2 separate regions of the Homo sapiens genome follow, and region 2 is linked to region 1. A link is a loop called in an ENCODE intact Hi-C map of the cell type or tissue named here. Cell type or tissue: Caco-2. All regions are shown on one strand. Links, peaks and the distances in the headings refer to the core of each region. The heading gives the core; the rest is flanking DNA.

Region 1 (10,939 bases), core at 4,813-7,312:
GTAAAACCCCACCTCTACTAAAAATTAAAAGAAAGAGGAGGGGAGGGAGAGAAAGAGGCTGGGTGCGGTGGGTGGCTTACACCTGTAATCCCAGCACTTCAGGAGGCCAAGGCGGGCAGATCACTTGAGGTCAGGAATTTGAGACCAGCCTGGCCAACATAGTGAAACCCCATCTCTACTAAAAATCCAAAAAAAAAAAAAAATTAGCCAGGCATGGTGGTGTGTGCCTGTAATCCCAGCTACTTGGGAGGCGGAGGCTGGAGAATCACTTGAACCCAGGAGGCAGAGATTGCAGTGAGCCGAGATCACACCATTGCACTCCAGGCTGAGCAACAGCAAGACTCCATCTCAACAAAAAAAAAAAAGAGAGAGAGAGAGAGAGTCCTAGACAAGAGAGAGAAAGAGAGAAAATGAAAGAAAGAGAGAGAGAAGGAAGGAAGGAAGGAAGGAAGAAAGGAAGGAAGGAAGGAAGGAGGGAGGGAGGGAGGGAGAGAGGGAGAGGGAAGGAAGGAAGGAAGGAAGGGAGGGAGGGAGGGAGGGAGAGAGAAGGAAGGAAGGAGAGAAGGAAGGAAGGAAAAAAAAGAAAGAGTCCTAGATGAGAGAGAGAGAGAGTCCTAGATGAGAGACAGTGAAAGCAAGAAAGAAAGAAAGGAAGAGAGAAAGAAAGAGTCCTAGATGAGAGAGAGAGAGAGAAAGAGAGAAGGGAAGGGAGGGAGGGAGGGAGGAGAGTCCTAGACCAGGGGTCCCCAATCCTACTGGTCTGTGGCTTGTCAGGAAGTGGACCCCACAGCAGGTGGTGAGCAGTGAGCAAGCAAGCAGAGCTTCATCTGTATTTACAGCTGCTCCCCATCACTCACATTACCACCTGAGCTCCACCTTCTGTCAGATCAGCGGTGGCACTAGATTATCATAGGAGCATGAACCCTATCATGACCAGAGCATTCAGGAATCTAGGTTGAGTGTCCTTATGAGAATCTAATGCCCGATGATCTGTTACTGTCTCCCATCACCCCCATATGGGACCATCTTATTGCAGGAAAACAAGCTCAGGGCTCCCACTGATTCCACATTATGGCAAGTTGTATAATTGTTTCATTATATATTACAATATAATAATGATAGAAATAAAGTGCACAATAAATGTAATGCGCTTGAATCATCCTGAAACCATCCCTCCCCACCCTGATTCATGGAAAATTGTCTTCCACAAAACCAGTCCCTAGTGTCAAAAAAGTAGGAGACCATTGTCCTAGATATACTGTTTCATGGAACAAGTAAGGTGCAGAAAAGTGTATAGCTTATGTTGCTTGTGTAAAAAAGAGCAAAATGGGCCGGGTGTGGTGGCTCATGCCTGTAATCCTAGCACTTTGGCAGGCCAAGACGGGCAGATCACGAGGTCAGGAGATCAAGACCATCCTGGCTGACACGGTGAAACCCCATCTCTACTAAAAATACAAAAAATTAGCCAGGCATGGTGGCATGCACCTGTGGTCCCAGCTACTCGGGAGGCTGAGGCAGGAGAATGGCGTGAACCCAGGAGGTGGAGGTTGCAGTGAGCTGAGATCGTGCCACTGCACTCCAGCCTGGGTGACAAAGCAAGACTCCGTCTCAAAAAAAAAAAAAAAAAGGCGGGGGGCAAAATGTGTGTGTATTTGTGTATGTGTGTGTGTTTTCTTGTATACTGTAAAATATCTCTGTAAGGGGATACACATGCTGATCAATACTGGCTTAGGGGATGTGGTTAGGGGGAGACCTTATACTGTTTATCTTTAACCTTTTTCAATTTTGAGTCTTATGAAAGTCACATCTAATTTAAAAGTAAATAATGGACCGGGTACAGTGGCTCACACTTGTAATCCCACACTTTGGGAGGCCAAGAGGGGAGGATTGCTCTAGCCCAGGAGTTCAAGACAACCCTGGACAACATGGTAAGATCCTATCTCTACAAAAAATTTTAAAATTAGCAGGGCATGGTGGCACACTCCTGAGGTTCCAGGTATTCAGGAGGCTGAGGTGAGAGGATAGAGTGAACTTGGGAGGTCAAGGCTGCAGTGAACCATGATCTCACCACTGTACTCCAGCCTGGGCAAGAGTGAGACCCTGTCTCAAAAAAATAAAAATAAATGATACACTGAAAATATAGCAGAATTTCTGTAAAAAAAATTTTTTTTGAGATGGAGTCTCACTCTGTTGGAGTGCAGTGGTGTGATCTTAGCTCACTGCAAGCTCCACCTCCCAGGTTCACACCATTCTCCTGCCTCAGCCTCCCGAGTAGCTGGGACTACAGGTACCCACCACCACGCTCAGCTAATTTTTTGTATTTTTAGTAGAGATGGGGTTTCACTGTGTTAGCCAGGATGGTCTTGGTCTCCTGACCTCGTGATCCACCCACCTCGGCCTCCCAAAGTGCTGGGATTACAGGCATGAGCCACCGCACCCAGCCAAAAATAATTCTTAATCTTAATTTCACATTGATAAAATGTATTTGAACAAAATTATTATACTTCTTTATTTTTTTCCTCTGAAATGGCCAAACTCTCTTGACTACTTGATAGACCACCAGCTGACTATTCTTTGAGCAAGGCTGTCCCAGAACTTTAAACATTCAGATGCCAGAGAGGCTACTACAGTTGGATCCAGTATCTGAACCCACATCTCTTTAGGACCACAAATTGTATTCTTATACCAGAGATTAAGTGGGATCTTATTAGAGAAATTCCTAATTCTTAATTCAATTAGTCAGTATTTGCTGGAAACCTATTATTTAATATTATCTGTTATACAGAGATTAGTGTATCCTGGCTGCTGTTCTCAAGAAGCTCACAAGCATGCTGAAGTTACTAAACTATATCCAATTACATAAAATAGGTTCTAAAGGCCCCAGCAACTATGGCAGTTGGTTAAAATAGATTTATTATAACACCCCGTGCCTAAGTATACATCTGAAAGGATACACACAACTTTTTATTTTTATTTTATTTTTTTGAGACAGGGTCTCACTCTGTCGACCAGGCTGGGGTGCAGTGGTGCAATGTCAGCTCCCTGCAGCCTCCACCTTCTGGGTTTAAGCAATTCTCCTGCCTCAGCCTCCTCAGTAGCTGGGACTACAGGTGTGTGCCACCACGCCTGGCTAGAATTATTAATAGCAATTACATCTGTTGGATGGGATTGCTAGAAAGGAGACAAGGGGAAGACTTTTACTTTTTTAAATATTTCAAATATGAAGATGGTGGGATCATGAAGGATTTTATTCATTTTTAGCATTTTTGTTTTTCAAATAAAAACATAGGAAAAAATCAAGAGTTTCAAACCAATACATAAAGTTATTTCTTCACATAATTAAAACAAATTATCATATACCACTTTCCTACCTCCCTTCATTGAATAGTACAAAACTTGGTACTCTGCTTTTATCTACTAGATATTCTGTATTTGCCTTGACCCTTGTTAAATGAAGTCTCCCTTTGTTTAGGAAAAATATACAGTATATCAAAGGATGAGATCACCAACCCAAAGCTATGCTGATTAGTCTTGTTGAACAAAGAAAATACAGGCTTTGGCTGGGTATGGTGGCTCATGCCTGTAATCCCAGCACTTTGGGAGGCTGAGGCAGGTGGATCATGAGGTCAGGAGATCGATACCATCCTGGCTAACACGGTGAAACCCCATCTCTACTAAAAATACAAAAAAATTAACTGAGTCTGGTGGCGGGCACCTGTAGTCCCAGCTACTCAGGAGGCTGAGGCAGGAGAATGGCGTGAACCCAGGAGGTAGAGCTTGCAGTGAGCCGAGATTGCACCACTGCACTCCAGCCTGGGCAACAGAGCGAGACTCCGTCTCAAAAAACATATAGGCTTTATGGGAAGGGTTTGTTATGGGGTGTATTGGTTACTGAGGCAGGAGTAGTTTGGAAAATCAGTCATAAAAGCATGGGTTACAGAAGTTCATTTTCTGTTACCTAGATGTGTTTGCTGAAGGAGCTATCACTGATCAATTACAACAGGTTTAAAACAAGCATTGGTGTTTAGTTGGTACCATGCTATAAAAATTTCAGTCTCGGCTGGGCACAGTGGCTCACACCTGTAATCCCAGTACTTTGGGAGGCTGTGGCGGGTGGATCACCTGAGGTCACGAGTTCAAAACCAGCCTGGCCAACATGGTGAAACCCCGTCTCTACCAAAAAATACTAAAATTACCTGGGCATGGTGGTACATGCCTGTAGTCCCAGCAACTCGGGAGGCTGAAGCAGGAGAATCGCTTGAACCCAGGAGGCGGAGGTTGCAGTGAGCCCAGATCACGCCACTGTACTCCAGCCTAGGTGACAGAGTGAGACTCTGTTTAAAAAAAAAAAAAATCAGTCTTTTTCTAGGTTTGTGGGGATTTTTTTTAAATTCTAAAAACGAAGGCCGGTCGCGGTGGCTCACGCCTATAATCCCAGCACTTTGGGAGGCCAAGGTGGGCGGATCATGAGGTCAGGAGATCGAGACCATCCTGGCTAACACAGTGAAACCCCATCTCTACTAAAAACACAAAAAAATTAGCCAGGTGTGGTGGTAGGCGCCTGTAGTCCCAGCTACTTGGGAGGCTGAGGCAGGAGAATGGCGTGAACCCGGGAGGTGGAGCTTGCAGTGAGCTGAGATAGCACCACTGCACTCCAGCCTGGGCAACAGAGTGAGACTCCATCTCAAAAAAAAAAAAAAAAAAAAAAAGTTCCATCTTTTTTTGCTTGGTCTTGATTTTAAAAACTAGAGGAATCTTGCACTGAAAATTTTAATTTCTTTTGACCTATCATAATTTTATATTAAAAGGTCATAATATAGTGTATTAATTTTCTCTTCCGCTGTAACAAATTACCACAAATTTAGTCACTTAACACAATACAAATTTATCATCTTATGATTCAGTATATTAGAAATCTGACACAGGTCTCACTAGACTAAAAACCAAGATACTGGAAGAGCTGAATTCCTTCTTGAGGCTCTAGGGAAGAATCTGTTTCCTTTCTTTTTCCAGCTTCTAGAGGTTACCCACATTCCTTGGCTCACAGCCCCTTTTCTCCTTCTTCAAAGCGAGCAACAAACGTTTCTCTGACCCTACTTCTGTTGTCATATCTCTTTCTCTGACAACCCCTTCGTCCTCCCTCTTTCAGTTGTAAGGACCTTTACAATTACCTTGAGCCTGCCTGGAGGATCAAGGATACTCTTCCTACCTTGAGGGCCTTAATTTAGTCACACCTGCAAAATCCCTCTTGCCATGTAAGTTAACATATTTGCAGGTCACAAGGATTAGGACACGAACATGTTTAGGGGACCTTTATTCTTCCTACCACACGTGGAAATTGAATTTATAAATATATCCGTTAGAATTGCACTTGACCGCTTAAACAAGTAAGGGATCTCTCTGTCTCCTATAGCAGGAAATCTGGGAACGGGAAGCTCAAGGCTGATTGTGATGGCCTCAACAATGCCAGCAAGGAAACTGACCCCTAGTGTCCTGATCACTACCATGCTTAGCAATGACTGCTGAGCCTCAGGCATCCTCACCGGTTCCAGGCAGGAAAAAAGAAATGGAAGAGGCAGTACCAGCAAAATTCAGCTTACATTTTGTTAGCCAGAATTGAGTCATGGGACCACCCCTAGCTACAAGGAAATCTGAGAAGGGAAGTTTTTAGCTTTCCTCCTTCTCTAAAGAAGGAAGGAAAATTGAAATAAGAGTTGGAATGAGTGACAGGTGAGCTAACCTACAGAATTGACTACAAGTAAGTGATTGAACAAACAACTTTAATAATCCAATTATTGAAGGGCAGGACTCAGGTGTAGGAATTTAGTGGACTATTTGCTATACATGTTACTCAATATCTGTTAGTCCTAAGATCAAAATTGATTTTTAAAAAAAAGACTCACAAGTCACAGTTTACTTAGCCTTAAAAGGTACACGGTAAACAATGCACACAGCTAAACAGCAGAGACCTTCTGATGTCTGGCAATGCTGGGTGCAGCTTCCATGCCCCTCCACCACACAGCATGCTCAGCTGCAAGAGGTGAGGCTGAAGCGTGTGCAGAAGACTTGACCTCTGGGCAGCCACCCTTTCCATTCTCTACCTATGTGTAGTCCATGCTTGCTGCATAGCCTCTGGGAGAAAGTGCTAAATCACATGCCTAACAGGGCAGCTGCAACTCATCAATCAGGGGTTTCACAATGAATGCTTCTGTAAGCCAGGGGCAATCTGACCTGCTAACATTCCAAGTTTATCTTGTATCAATACATTCTGGGGAGCAGAGTGGCAAGAAGGTAAATCTAAGGTCATATCCCCAGGGTCCCTGGGTCTGGGGCAAAAGTTTAGACCAGCCAAAAATTCCTTCCTTGGTGGGCTAATATATTTATCTTTCTTTCTTCCTCTTGAATTCAGAGTATCTTTCTTCCTCTTGAATTCAGAGTATCTTTCTTCCTCTTGAATTCAGAATCAATTGAGAGAAATACAGGAGTCAGGATAAGTGAGCATCAAAATATCACCTTAATAAAGTCAACTGGAAGATGTGGCCAAGTGGGCAGGCTCACACTTTCCCCAGACATCCCCGCCTGGTTGCTGGCACAGCTGAACAACACAGGCTTCTCAGCAAAGGCAGGGTCATAGGAAGCAGATCCACTCCCTGTAACACACAGGTCTAGAAAGGTGGAGGAAGGGCTGAGCTCAGTCTGTTCTTACTAACTCACATGTCTGACTGCTCACTCCTATTTCCCTGGGGAGGGGCGAATGAGGAACAGGGAGATACTCAGTGATTCTCAGCCAATCTCACAGTTCAAAGCCACCCAGGGAACCAATGTGCAGTGAGGTAGAAAGCCACTCACCTACCTGAAGTTGCTGCATCTGGAAACATAAGAGATGGAGATACTGTTCTTCCCCATAACTCAGAAGATTCATTTTAACTACGCTCTACTTTTCTCATAAATGGCAAATTTCCTCTGAGATAGTTTCCTTTTTTTATTTTTATTTTTGAGATGGAGTCTTGCTCTGTCGCCCAGGCTGGAGTGCAATGGCACGATCTCAGCTCATTGCAACCTCCGCCTCCTGGGTTCAAGCAGTTCTCCTGCCTCAGCCTCCCGAGTAGCTGGGATTACAGGTGCCTGCCACCACGCCTGGCTAATTTTTTGTATTTTTAGTAGAGAGAGGGTATCATCGTGTTAGCCAGGATGGTCTCCATCTCCTGACCTTGTGATCTGCCCGCCTCAGCCTCCCAAAGTGCTGGGATTACAGGCATGAGCCATCGTGCCCGGCCTTTCAATTCTTTTAATACAAAGCAAATGAAAACACCTGTTTTCAATTTCTTTTACCAGTCAGGCTATCTTTTGGAACCTAAGACAGTTTGCCTCTAGGTTTCTGCTAGCACTCTTGTTTGAGGGCATTCCCTGGAGTCATAAAGGGCAGTTCTTTGGGAAGAAGGGATGGGAAGAAAAAATAATGTCAGTTCATAAAATAATCTTCAGACATTCTTATTTATAAATGCCATCATCAATAGAGTTTTCATTTTTCCTTTGCTCAACAAAAAGCTATCAAGTATCTTGAGTAGCTGTTTTTTGTTTTTTGTTTTAATAGTTATGACAGGGACCAGCACGGTGGCTCAAGCCTGTAATCCCAGCACTTTGGGAGGCTGAGGTGGGCAGATCGCCTGAGGTCGGGAGTTCGAGACCAGCCTGGCCAACATGGAGAAACCCTGTCTCTACTAAAAATACAAAATTTAGCCAGATTTGGTGTTGCATGCCTGTCATCCCAGCTACTTGGGAGGCTAAGGCAGGAGAACTGCTTGAACCCGGTAGGCGGAGGTTGAAATGAGCTGAGATTGTGCCATTGCACTCCAGCCTGGGCGACAGAGCAAGACATCCCAGCTACTTGGGAGTCTGTGGCAGGAGAATTGCTTGACTCGGGAGGCAAAGATTGCAGTAAGCTGAGATCACACCACTGCACTCCAGCCTGGGAGTCGGAGGGAGACTCTGTCCCAGATTTAAAAAAAAAAAAAAAAAAAGGCTATGGTAATGACCTGTCTCCCTCTTGCTTAAGTTTTTTCTTTCTTTCTTTCTTTCTTTCTTTCTTTCTTTCTTTCTTTCTTTCTTTCTTTCTTTCTTTCTTTTTTAATCTATCTTTCTTTCTTTCTCTCTCTCTCTCTCTCTTTATATTTTTATTTTCCAGAGTCTCCAACCCAGGTTGGAGTGCAGTGGTGTGATTATAGCTCACTGCAGCCTCAACCTCCTGGGATCGGGATCAAGGGATGCTCCCACCTCAGCTTCCCGAGGAGCTGGAACTACAGGTGCACACCACCATGCCCAGCTAATTTTTTATTTTTTATAGAGACGGGGGTCTCCCTATGTTGCCCAGGCTAGTCTTCAACTCCTGGGCTCAAGCAATCCTCCAGCCTCAGCTTCCCAAAGCGTTGGGATTACAGATGTAAACCACTGCACCTGGCCTGAGTTTTCAGTAAACCAAATAATTAATGTAATTCTGACTGTATTAGAACCTAAAGCACATTTTCTGGCTATGGGTCCCCAAGCAGAGCAGGAGGCCTGACCAGTTCATGGATTCCCTGCACCGGGTCTGGCAGAAAGTCACAGAACTCGTTGTATTAGGTCTCCCCTCAGGTACTTGAAGATACAGTCTTCATATCTCTTCAATATTCCAGGGGAGGGGACCCTACTTGTTTTCAAGATACTGACTTTTCATGTTAATAGCAATGCTCCCATAGATATTATATTGCATCCCAGAACTTTTCAAATCTGTAGTTCCACCTAAAATTTTATCTAGTGAATTGTTACTTACTGCCTAGGTGCCAACCAGTACAGCAGTGCGTCTTCATCTTACTTAGACTTCAGAGCCTCCCACTGGCTGTAATGGATGAGCATGCACCCAAGCTCCCCTTCCACCACTCTGCTTGCTGGCATATGAGAGTGCTCTCCTCTGCAGGGTCCTGAATCTTGATTCTCATTGGCTACTAATATGTAATGGCTTTTGCTCAGTGCTGTTGTGACAATCACCCTGTTGGCCTTCTGTGTCTAGGAAGAATTACAGTCACTACCCTAACGAGCTCAGAGTCTCAATTTGCAGAAGGCCTGTCATTGAACATAAAATGAATTTTGAGCCATTGAGAAGACTTTCTGCTTTTCTTGAGCCAGTGGTTGAACAGTGTAATCCCAGGTGTGCCTGTAATCCTTGGTCTTTGGGAGGCCAAGGCGAGAGGATCACTTAAGGCCAGGAGTTTGAGACCAGCCTGGGCAACATGGGAAAACCCCATCTCTACCAAAAATACAAAAAAAATTAGCTGGGCGTGGTGGCGCACAGCTGTAGTCCCAGCTATTCAGGAGGCTGAGATGGAAGGATGGTTTGAGCCCAAGAGGCAGACATTGCAGCGAGCTTAGATTGTGTCACTGCACTCCAGTCAGGGCAACAAAGCCAGACCCCGTCTCATAAAAATGGCTGGGCATAGTGGGTCATGCCTATAATCCTAGCACTTTGAGAGACTAAGGCAGGAGGATTGCTTGAGGCCAGTAGTTAGAGACCTGTGTGGCTAACTTAGTGAGACCCTGTCTGTTTTGTTTTTTTTTTTTTTGGAGACAGAGTCTTGCCTTGTCACCCAGGCTGGAGTGCAGCGGTGGGATCTTGGCTCACTGCAACCTTTGCCTCCTGAGTTCAAGTGATTCTCCTGCCTCAGCCTCCTGAGGGGCTGGGACTACAGGTGTATACCACCACTCCCAGCTAATTTTTGTATTTTTAGTAAAGATGGTGTGTCACCATGTTGGCCAGGCTGGTCTTGAACTACTGACCTCAGGGGACCTTCCCACCTTGGCCTCCCAAAGTGTTGGGATTACAGGCATGAGCCACCATGCCCGGCTCCCATCTGTATTTTCAAAAAAAATAAATAAATAAATGACAGTATGGCCTATTCTATTCTATTCTATTCTATTCTATTCTATTCTATTCTATTCATTTGAGACAGGGTCTTGCTCTGTCGCCCAGACTGGAATGCAGTGGCGTGAACATACCTCACTGCAGCCTCAATCTCCTGGGTATAAGTGATCCTCCTATCTCAGCCTCTAGAGTAGCTGGAACTATAGGCATGTCCCACCGTGCCGGGCTAATTTAATTTAAAAACTTTTTTTACACAGACAGGGTCTCGCTATATTTCCCAGGCTGGTCTCAAACTTCTGGGCTAAAGCCTCAGCCTCCCAAAGTGCTGGGATTATAGGAGTGAGCCACTGTACCTGGCTCTATTTTATTTATTTATTTATTTATTTTATTTTATTTATTATTATTTTTTTTTGAGACGGAGTCTGGCTCTGTCATCCAGGCTGGAGTGCAGTGGTGCGATCTCAGCTCACTACAAGCTCCGCCACCCAGGTTCACGCCATTCTGCTGCCTCAGCCTTCCGAGTAGCTGAGACTACAGGCGCCTGCTACCACGCCCAGCTAATTTTTTGTATTTTTAGTACAGACGGGGTTTCACCATGTTGGTCTGGCTGGTCTTGATCTCCTGACCTCGTGATCCTCCTGCCTCGGCCTCCCAAAGTGCTGGGATTACAGACATGAGCCACCGCGCCCGGCCCTGGTTCTATTTTAAATAAATAAATACATGAAACTAAAACACAATTGGAACTTTATTTGCTCTTTGATGACCCTTCATAGCACCTCAATTTCTCATGGCATGCCTCTTGCTTGGTTTACATCATAGAATTTCTGGCATAATAGGCCGGGCATGGTGGCTTACGCCTGTAATCCTAGCACGTTGGGAGGCCAAGGCGGGTGGGTCACCTGAGGTCAGGAGTTCGAGACCAGCCTGGCCAACATGGTGAAACCCCAACTCTACTAAAAATACAAAAATTAGCCAGGAGTGGTGGTGGGCACCTGTAGTCCCAGCTACTTGGGAAGCTGAGGCAGGAGAATTGCTTGAACCTGG
Region 2 (10,939 bases), core at 3,156-5,655, 58 kb before region 1:
CCAGGTTCAAGCAATTCTTCTGCCTCAGCCTCCCAAGTAGCTGAGACTATAGGCGTGTGCCACCATGCCTGGCTAATTTTTGTATTTTTAATAGAGATGGGGTTTCACCATATTGGCCAGGATGGTCCAAACTCCTCACTTGGGATTACAGGCATGAGCCACCGCACCCAGCCCTATTTATTTATTTTATATTTAATTTTAATTTTATTTATTCTTTCCATTTCTTTGTTATCTCCATTTCCCACTCCCATTCCCCACCCCTCTAGGAAACCATTCTCATGTTTAATGTGTATCCTTTCATTGTATATTTCCTTTTAACATGTTTATTGTATGCATGCATTTCTAATTTATAAACATGGGACTTGTCATAGATTTGTTTAGTTTTTCACTCAGCACTGTTTTCAAGATCACCTACTCTTAAATGTTGGAAGGCCTAACAGGTGAAAATGATGTCTCACTATTACTTTAACTTGTATTTCTCTAATTACCAATAAACAACATCCTTGCATGAGCTTGCTGGCTATCTGGATATGCTTTTCCATAAACAATCTATACATATCCTTTGCCTGTTTTGTTATTTTTAAAAACTGATACATAATAGATGTACATATTTTCAGGGTACATGTGATAATTTGATACATTCATATAATGTGTAAAGATCAAATCAGGGTAACTGGGTTATCCATCACCTTAAATATTTATCTTTTGTTTATGCTAGGAACATTCAAATTATTCTCTTCTAACCATTTTGAAGTGTATAATAGATTATTATTAACTATAGTCACCCTACCCATCTATTGAACACTATTTTTTATTTGTGTATTTATACCCATTAATCAACCTCTCTCTATGCCGCCATCCCCTGCCCTTCCCAGCCTCTGTTAGCCACCCATCTACTCTCTATCTTCATGATATCCACTTTTTTTTAGTTCCCACATATGAATGAGAACATGTGACATTTGTCTTTCTGTGTCTGGCTTACTTAACAAAATGACCTCCAGTTCCATCCATGTTGCTGCATATGACAGAATTCATTCATTCCCCCCTCCCTCCCTTCCTCCCTCCCTCCCTCCTTCCCTACCTCCCTCTCTCCCGAGATGGGGTCTTGCTCTGTTGCCTAGGTTGGGGTGCAATGGTGCAATCACAGCTCACTGCAGCCTTAACCTCCTAGGCTCAAGAGATCCTCCTGCCTCAGCTTCTAGAGGCATGCTTACCACACTTGACTAAGATTTCATTATTATTTTATTTTATTATTATTTTTTTTCAAGATGGAGTCTTGCTCTGTCGCCCAGGCTAGAGTGCAGTGGTGCAATGTCGGCTCACTGCAACCTCTGCCACCCAGGTTCAAGCAATTCTCCTTCCTTGGCCTCCCAAATAGCTGGGATTACAGGCACATGCCACCACGCCCGGCTAATTTTTGTATTCTTAGTAGAGACAGGGTTTCACCATGTTGGCCAGACTGGTCTTGAACTCTTGACCTCGTGATCTGCCTGCCTTGGCCTCCCAAAGTGTTGGGAATACAGGCATGAGCCACCGTACCCAGCAGATTTCATTATTTTTTAATGGCTGAATAATATTCCATCATATATATGTATTATACCACATTTTCTTTATTCATTCATCCATTGATGGGCACTTAGGTTGATTCCATATTTTGGTTATTTTTATTTTTTTGAGACAGAGTCTTGCTCTGTTGCCAGGCTGGAGTGCAGTGGCACAATCTCAGCTCACTGCAACCTCTGCCTTCCGGGTTCAAGCAATTCCCCTGCCTCAGCCTCCCAAGTAGCTGGGACTACAGGTGCATGCCACCACACTCAGCTAATTTTTTCTTTTTTAGTAGAGACGGGGTTTCACCATGTTAGCCAGGATGGTCTCAAACTCCTGACCTCGTGATCCACACGCCTCGGCCTCCCAAAGTGTTGGGATTACAGGTGTGAGCCACCATGCTCGGCCCATATTTTGGTTATTACAAATAGTGCTGCAATAAACATGGGAGTGCAGATATCTCTTTTATATATTTATTTATTTTCTTTTGGATATTTACCCAGTGGTGAAATTGCTGAATCATAGGGTAGTTCCATTTTTAGTTTTTTGAGGACCATTTTGTTATTTGTTGACAAATTTGTAAGAGCTCTTTGTTGTGGCCAAATACATGCTCTATATATTCAGAGAATGTATATTATCTACGTGAGAGATGTAATGTTCTCTCTGTGTGTTATATATATATGTATGTATAAGTATCTCTCTCCATGTATGTATATGTGTTTGCACATAAATATGTTTAATGTATATATGTTTATTTACAGTATTATCTAATTCTACTATATTCTTATTTTTCTACTAAATGTGGAATTTCTAGTTTATGATATTTGTAATTTAAAATCAAGTCTTCTTTTCATTTCTGCAAGTTTTTGCTTGTTGTTTTATAATAAAAAATTTCAAAAATACAGAAATATAAAACAGGGTGATATACATCTATGTACCTCAAACCTAGAATTTTGTTACTCTTTTATCATATTTGTGTCAGACATCTCAAGACATAAAACATTTCTGATTAAGGCTGAGCATGGTGGCTTATGTCTATAATCCCAGCACTTTGGGAGACTGAGACAGGAGGCTCACTTGAGCCCAGGAGTTCAAGACCAGCCTGGGAAACATGGCAAAACCCTGTCTCTACAAATAATACAAAAATTAGCTGGGTGTAGTGGCATTCACTTGTAGTCCCAGCTACCTGGGGTGCGGGGGTGCTGAGGTGGGAGGATTGTTTGAGTCCAGGAGGTGAGGCTGCAGTAAGCTGTGATTGTACCACTGCACTCCAGCCTGGGTGAGAGAGCTAGACCTTGTCTCAAAAAAAGAAAAAAAAAATTTTCTGATAAAATTAAAGCCACTTTTATATACTCGACTGGTTTACTCTATGTATCTCTGTTTGTAGAGACAATTACTACCATAAAGTTTTAAAAATAGTTCCTGTCCATTATTTAATTATACTTTTAATACTAATACATATATCTATAAATAAATTATTGATTTTTAAAATATAAATAAAGTTCCCTTAAATCATTTCACAGGAGTTGCTACAGCAGCATGGAAAGCTTTTTTAATATTATTATATTCTCAAAGCTGTACTATGAGTCGGGGGTAAAGAAAAAAGCCCAAAAAATTTTCCAATTCTCAAATTATAGCTTTTACGGCAGGAAAGCATTAGAATACACCTCCACCTGTAACATAAAGCAAGCAAACCACCAGATATCTCCAACTAGGATCTTAAGATTCCCTCTAAATTGTTCTCTAGAAACACCATTTGTGCCTTTAATCTGCCTTTAAAATTTTTATTTATTTATCTTGAGACAAGGTCTCACTCTGTTGCCCAGGCTGGAGTACAGTGGCACAATCACAGCTCACTGCAGCCTCAACCTCCAAGGCTCAAGTGATCCTCTTACCTCAGCCTCCCAAGTAGTTGGGACTACAGACATGCACCACCACAATCAGCTAATTTTCTGTATTTCTTGTAGAGATGGGGTCTCTATATGTTGCCCAGGCCGGTCTTGAACTCCTGGGCTGAAGTGAGCCTCCCACCTTGGCCTCCCAAACTGCTGGGATTACAGGCATGAGCCTTGTGCTCGGCCTTAATCTGCTTTTTAAACAGGAACACAGAACAAAAAAGATTGTTTGCAAATAAACATTTGAAAGAATATAGCAACAGCTGATCAGGGTCCAGGCATTGAAACAAAGCAATGATTGTAGAAGACAATACAAACAACTCTGGAGCAAGAAACTCAAAAGCAGAGACTTTGCAGTAATGTGTATGCTGGTTATTTCCATTGACCTAAAAGCTCTACCTGAAACAAATATAAACTAGGAGGATCTTTTTAACTTATTACCTGAACAGAAAGAAGTCACTGCCACCAACAACATTGTGCAATTTTATTAACCATTCAAGTCCAGTAGCATCTGGTAAAATTAGGACAGAATTGGGATTAAAAAATGAACAAATATTCCGTATCAAACAGTTCAAAAGAAGCCACTACATACTCTTTTCACAAATATGTTTCACAAAGCCAGTACAGTACTAGCCATTAACCCAAGTGTACTGAAGTAGCAAAGATGCAACAAGAAAAATAGCTATGTTAGAAAGACCAACATTTTAGAAAAAGAGTAAAACTCTTTCAGTTTCTTCCCTTTAGCTCCTAAAACAACATTGTACAGGCTGGATTTACCTATCTAGTCCTACATCAGCTTCTAGAATATTTGTCAGGAGCAAAAAATAAAATGACACTGGCCAGTATAGTCTGAATATCTAGGAAGAAGAGCGGGGAGAAAGTCAGTTCTTAGAACAAATTAGTCAGCTTCAGCCTCATCACCAGGATCTCTGGATTCTTTGCTCTTCCGCATTTCTTCAACGTGCTTATCTTTCTCTGCAAACACTCCAGTGTGGTAGTCATTTGCGCCTTCCTGTTCTCTTTGTTAGCTTCCATTTTGTGGGTCAGTTTCTCTTCTGCTATTTCACTGAAGCTGTTCTTTTATTGATTTCTGAAGCACTTCTTTCTCCTGCTCTCATTTTTCAGCAAGCTGCTTCAAGGCCTCAGCTTCGCAGGGCTTGTGTCTTTCTTCTGAAGCTTCTGATTTATTCTGAATTTCCTCCAGGGAAAGATCTTTCTTCTTTGGAGGGGAAATAAGGAACTCTGGGATGGATTCTTTTGATGGTATCTGAGAATCAGTTCAAAAGCCTAGCCTGAGGCACACTTCTCCAGTGCTTTCACCTGGATATCAGAAGTAGCCATGATGAATGAAAGACAAGAGACTGGCAGTGTATTCTACAAAATCCACTGGGATAAGGAAAACTCTGCTAGATCTGAGCCACCTGACCACACTCTGAGCTGTTTTCTGTATTTATAAAATTTAAGAGTAGTTTATTAAGTTTCCTAACGTGACTAAATTTGACTAAACTACATGACAGGTTTCCTTTTTGTAAGACTGGTGTCAGTTGCAAATTCATGATATTTTCTTGTGGAATATTCCTTTTATCATTAAGTAATGTCTCTCTTTATCCGTATTCATGTTTTTCACTTTAGAGACTATTCTGTTTGATTTCAGTATTGCTCCATCATTTTTCCATGGTTTCTTTTGCTCAACATTATGTTTGTGAAATTTATCTGTATCGTTACATGTAGCTATAGATTATTCATTTCCATTTTCACGTTGTTCATGTCCATTTTCACTAACGTATAATATTCTGTTGTTTGACCAATTTATTCTACAGTGAATATACAGTTGGGTCATTTGTAACTCTTTATTATTATGAATATCAATATGAATATTCTTAGACATGTCTTTTGGTACACACGTATCTGTGTTTCAACTGAGTGTATATATCTAGTAGTGGAACTGCTGGCTCATAGGGTAGGCATATGTTTAGCTTAATGCCAGTTTTTCAAAGTGGTTGTACCCAATCACAATCCTACCATTGGTGAATGAGCATTCTTGTGGTCCATATCCTTGCCAACACTTGGCATTGTTAATCTTTTAAATTTTAGTCATTTTAGTGGGTATATAATAGCAATGCAATGTGGCATTAAATTGCAATCTCTGATTAATATGGGTACACATTCATCTTTTTATTGTCTGGTTGGATATCCTCTTTTGTGGAGTATCTACTCAAGTATTTTGCCCTCTTTCATTTTGGGTTAATTATGTTTCTTACTGATATATAGGAATTCCTGTTATATGCTGGATATGAACCTTCTGTTTGTTATATACGTTGCAAATATATTCCCCCATTCCGTGGATTGCCTTTCCACTTTCTTAATCATGTCTTTTGCTGAAGAGAAGTACATTCTAATACAGTCCAATTTATCAGTGTTTTCCATTACAGCAGGTGATTTTTTGTCCTGTTCATAAACTTTCCCTGTCCTAAGTTCATGAAGATATTCTCCTATGTTTTCTTCTACAAGAATTCACTAAGTTTATTGTTTCACCTTTCCTTTTTGACTTACAAACCACCAGGAACTGATTTTTTTTTTTACATTTTTATTTAAGTTCCGGGATATACACCTAGGTATTAAGCCCCACATGCATTGTCTATTTGTCCTGATGCTATCCTTTCCCTTGCTCCCCCCAACCACAGGCCCCGGTGTGTGTTGTTCCCCTCCCTGTGTCCATGTGTTCTCATCATTCAGCTCCACTTATGACATGCGGTGTTTGGTTTTCTGTTCCTGTGTTAGTTTGCTGAGGATGATGTCTTCCAGCTTTATCCATGTCCCTGCAAAGGACGTGATTTCATTTCTTTTTATGGCTGCATAGTATTCCATGGTTTATATGTACCACACTTTCTTTATCCAGTCTATCACTGATGAGCATTTGAGTTGGTTCCATGTCTTTGCTATTGTGAATAGTGCTGCAATAAACATATGTGTGCAATAAGCAAACATTCATTGTAATAGAATCATTTATATTCCTTTGGGTATATACCCAGTAATGGGATTGCTGGGTCAAATGGTATTCCTGGATAAACACATTCGTTATGAAGAAAGATTAAATAAATTCTTCTCTAGTGTCAAGCTACTTTAAACTTGTTTTAATTCAAGACTCTTCTGTGGTGCCTTCTAATCTGTCTACAGACAGTCTAATTTAATTCAGTCTTATTTAATTCACAAGAGGCAGTATCAGAAACTGGGATTTCTTGGTAACTAAGATTTATAGTTAACTTTTTTTTTTTAATTTTACTTTAAGTTCTGAGATACATGTGCAGAACATTCAGGTTTGTTACATAGGTATACATGTGCCATGGTGGTTTGCTGCCCCTATCAACCTGTCATCTAGGTTTTAAGCCCTGCATGCACTAGGTATTTGTCCTAATGCTCTCCCTCCCCTTGTCCCCAACCCCCCGACAGGCCCCAGTGTGTGATGTTCCCCTCCCTGTGTCCATGTGTTCTCATTGTTCAACCTGAATTTGAATGTTGGCCTGTCTTGCTAGGTTGGGGAAGTTCTCCTGCATAATATCCTGAAGTGTGTTTTCCAACGTGGTTCCATTCTCTCAATCACTTTCAGGTACACCAATCAATCGTAGGTTTGGTCTTTTCACATAGTCCCATATTTCTTGGAGGCTTTGTTCGTTTTCATTCCTTTTTCTCTAATCTTGTCTTTGCCTCTTATTTCAGTAAGTTGATCTTCAATCTCTGCTATTCTTTCTTCTGCTTGATCAATTTGGCTATTGATATTGTATATGCTTCATGAAGTTCTCATGCTGTGTTTTTCAGCTCCATCAGGTCATTTATGTTCTTCTCTAAACTGGTTATTCTAGTTAGCAGTTCCTGTAACCTTTTATCAAGGTTCTTAGCTTCCTTGTGTTGGGTTAGAACATGCTTCTTTAGCTTGGAGAGTTTGTTATTACCAACCTTCTGAAGCCTACTTCTGTCAACTCGTCAAACTCATTCTCTGTCCAGTTTTGTTCCCTTGCTGGCAAGGAGTTGTGTTCCTCTGGAGAATAGGCATTCTGGTTTTTGGAATTTTCAGGCTTTCTGCTCTAGTTTCTCCCCATCTTTGTGGTTTTATCTACCTTTGGTCTTTGATGTTGGTGACCTATGGATGGGGTTTTGGTGTGGATGTCCTTTTTGTTAATGTTGATGCTATTCCTTTCTGTTTGTTAGTTTTCCTTCTAACAGACAGGCCCCTCAGCTGCAGGTCTGTTGGAGTTTACTGGAGGTCCACTCCAGACCCTGTTTGCCTGGGTCTATAGACCTGTCTGCTGCCTTTTGTTCAGATATGCCCTGCCCCAGAGGTGGAATCTAGAGAGGCAGTAGGCCTTGCTGAGCTGTAGTGGGCTCCGCCCAGTGTGAGCTTCCTTGCCACTTTGTTTACACTGTGAGCATAGAACCGCCTACTCAAGCCTCAGCAATGGCAGACGCCCCTCCCCCCGCCAAGCTCCCACATCCCAGGTCGATCTCAGACTGCTGCGCTAGCAGCGAGCAAGGCTCCGTGGGTATGGGACCTGCCAAGCCAGGCACAGGAGGCAGTCTCCTGGTCTGCTGATTGGGAAGACCGTGGGAAAAGCGCAGTATTTGGGCAGGAGTGTACAGTCACTCAGAGCTTCCCTTGACTAGGAAAGGGAAATCCCCCGACCCCTTGCACCCAGGTGAGGCGACGCCCTGCCCTGCTTCAGCTCGCCCTCCGTGGGCTGCAGTCACTGTTCAACCAGTCCCAGTGAGATGAACCAGGTACCTCAGTTGGAAATGCAGAAATCGCCCATCTTCTGCGTCAATCTTGCTGGGAGCTGCAGACTGGAGCTGTTCCCATTTAGCCATCTTGGAAGTGACCTCCCAATTTCTTTTTAATGATATAAAATCTTTCCTAAGCATCACTAGGATCAGAAAAGCAAATTTTTCAGAAATTTCAAAAATGTAGAGAAAAGGTTAGACATTTTGTTAGGGAAGTAAAAATATATACAATTATACACATATAAAATTATATTTGTTCTGGAATATACAATATGTTATTTGTATTGCTCACTGTAGATCTAGTGATTGTAAGAACTTATGTAGCATTTTATCAAGCCTCCCTATCTCTTTAGAGACTTCAAAGACTTCAGAAAGGTATGGAGAACATCAAATGTTGGTCAAGATGGTAGTCAACAGGAACTCTCAAACATTGAGAGTAGGCATGTAATTTGGTACAAGCATCTGAGAAAACTGTTTGGCCTTATCTAGTAAAGCTAAAGATGTATAGATCCTAAGATCTAGCAATTCCAGTTGGAGGTATCAACCCTGGAAAACCTTGCACTTTTGAGTCAGAAGATGTAGACAACAAAACTCACAGCAGCATTGTTTGTAACAGAGAGAACTAAAAACAACTCAAATTACCATCCACAGTAAATAGAATGAATTACAATATAGTTATACAATGGAACCTTTTGTTTGTGCAATTTATTCAAGTGGTTGCATGCGGCCACAGTTCATTTCGTTCTCAATATATGTTATAATATATAGATGATACATGTATGTGTGTATATATATATTTCATTGTGTGAATATACTACATTTAATTTTTCCATTCCGTTGTCATTTGACATTGTCAACATACATTGCTTTACTTTTTTCTTTTAAAAAGTTGAGATGAAAGATAATATGAAATTAATCATTTTACAGTGTGCACTTCAGTGGCATTTTGTACATTTACAATGTTGTGCAACTACCACCTGTATCTAGTTCTAAAACATTTTCACCAGCCCAAAAGAAAACTTATCTCTATTAAGAAGTCAGTCCCTGCCGGGTGTGGTGGCTCCCACCTGTAATCCCAGTACTTTGGGAAGCTGAGGCATGTGGATCATCTGAGGTCAGGAGTTCGAGACCAGCCTGACCAACATGGTATAACCCCATCTCTACCAAAAATACAAAATTAGCCGGGTGTGGTGGCAGGTGCCTGTAATCCCAGCTACTTGGGAGGCTGAGGCAGGAAAATCGCTTGAACCATGGAGGAAGAGGTTTCAGTGAGCTGAGATCGTGCCACTGCACTCCAGCCTGGACAACATGAGTGAAACTCTGTCTCAAAAAAAAAAAAAAAAGTCAATCCCCATTCCTCCTTTTTCTCACAAATACCAATTATGGGTTGTAATACCTCAGAACTACCAATTTGCTTCCTGTCACTATTGATTTATCTGGATTTATACAATATGTGGCCTCTGTGTCTGGCTGCCTTCAATTAGCATCATGTTTTCAAGGTTTATCCACATTGTAGTATGTATCAGTATTTCATTCCTTTTTACAGCTGAATAACATTCAACTATACAAATATACCACATTTTGTTTATTGATTCATCAATTGATGGACATCTGTCTGGGTTTTTCTACCTTTGGCTAATGTGAATAATGCTGCTATGAACATTCATGTACAAGTATTTGAGTACCCAGTTTCAATTCAACTGGGTATAGACTTAGAAGTCAAATTGTAGCAGAATTGTAGGCCAAGTGTAGTGGCTCATATCTATAATCCCAGCACTTTGGAAGCCAACGTGGGAATATCTCTTGAGTCCAGGAGTTTGAGACCAGCCTCATTTATTTGGTTGAGCCACAGGTGAGCAGTCTCTCAAAACAAAAGTGAATGCAGAGCCTTGCCTAACAGTGCAAAGCCAGCTGCTTATATATCTGGCTCCTGCGACAGTCTGATTTGATTGGTGAGGATGATGGGGTGCTGGGCATATGGGTGGCCGAAATTATCAAGGACCGTGGAGTAAAATGTAGCGGTTTCCACTGGGGAAGAAAAAGAAGGACTTCCGGGTTTGGATGCTCAATGGGAGGTACCCAGGGGAGGAAGCTGGGTATCTGATGCTCAGGTATCAATACTGGGGTGGCATCAATACAGGAGTGGACAGCAAGAGGGAAATATCATCCTCAACACCCTCAGCATTCCCTGTGAGCCAACCTCCCTGCCACTCTGCATTCCCCACACTTCCAGCTGGTGAACAGCAGTCTCCTGTTGGCTGTTGCTATAATTCATAACTTGGGCACACATTAAGCTCCTTGGTCTCTGATCCCTTAGGGGAAAAAGGCAACCAAATGCAACTGATGAGGTCTGGGTAAAGTCTTCAGTGGGGAAGAGAGGCTAAAGTGACACTGCAGGTGGAGCCTACAAAGTTTGCCAATATCTGCCTTAGTCAACAAACAACACGTCCTTGGTCAAGGCATATTATATTTTTACTGACTCTTGGGCTGTTGACAATGTTACCTGGTCTGCCACTTGGAAGAAAACAAACTAGCGGATTACAGACACTCCTCTTTAGGACTGTGAACTGTGAAAACAAATCACAGCAGAGAATCAGACAGATGTCCATGGTAATGGCTCATTCTCTAATGGAATAGACTGCAATGATGCTGCTAATCAAGTATACACCATCCAGACTGCTGCCACTGCTGCCAGGATCAGCAGTCTGCACACTGTAACAACACAC

The links. A loop is a pair of places that touch in the nucleus more often than their neighbours do. Peaks named below come from ENCODE experiments on the same cell type or tissue, not always from the same donor. Only the 100,000 strongest peaks of a DNase experiment are listed, where the experiment ranks them.
Region 2: a loop joins it to region 1, with 4 times the contacts of the local background. A loop is called at or near these places in 5 of 110 quality-filtered maps.

Annotation. Positions count from the first base shown.
Region 1 is chr12:31,767,389-31,778,327 of GRCh38, forward strand. No RefSeq gene overlaps it. Among named protein-coding and RNA genes, the nearest start is that of H3-5, 19 kb to the right of the region's middle. In Caco-2, for the core only: no CTCF peak of the experiment used is centred there; DNase peaks (open chromatin) are centred at 5,503, 6,113 and 6,663.
Region 2 is chr12:31,711,001-31,721,939 of GRCh38, forward strand. All of the region lies in intron 1 of AMN1 (antagonist of mitotic exit network 1 homolog), which reads right to left. It also overlaps the pseudogene STMN1P1. Among named protein-coding and RNA genes, the nearest start is that of AMN1, 13 kb to the right of the region's middle. RefSeq lists enhancers at 4,467-4,606, 7,568-8,075, 8,076-8,582. In Caco-2, for the core only: no CTCF peak of the experiment used is centred there; DNase peaks (open chromatin) are centred at 4,421 and 4,741.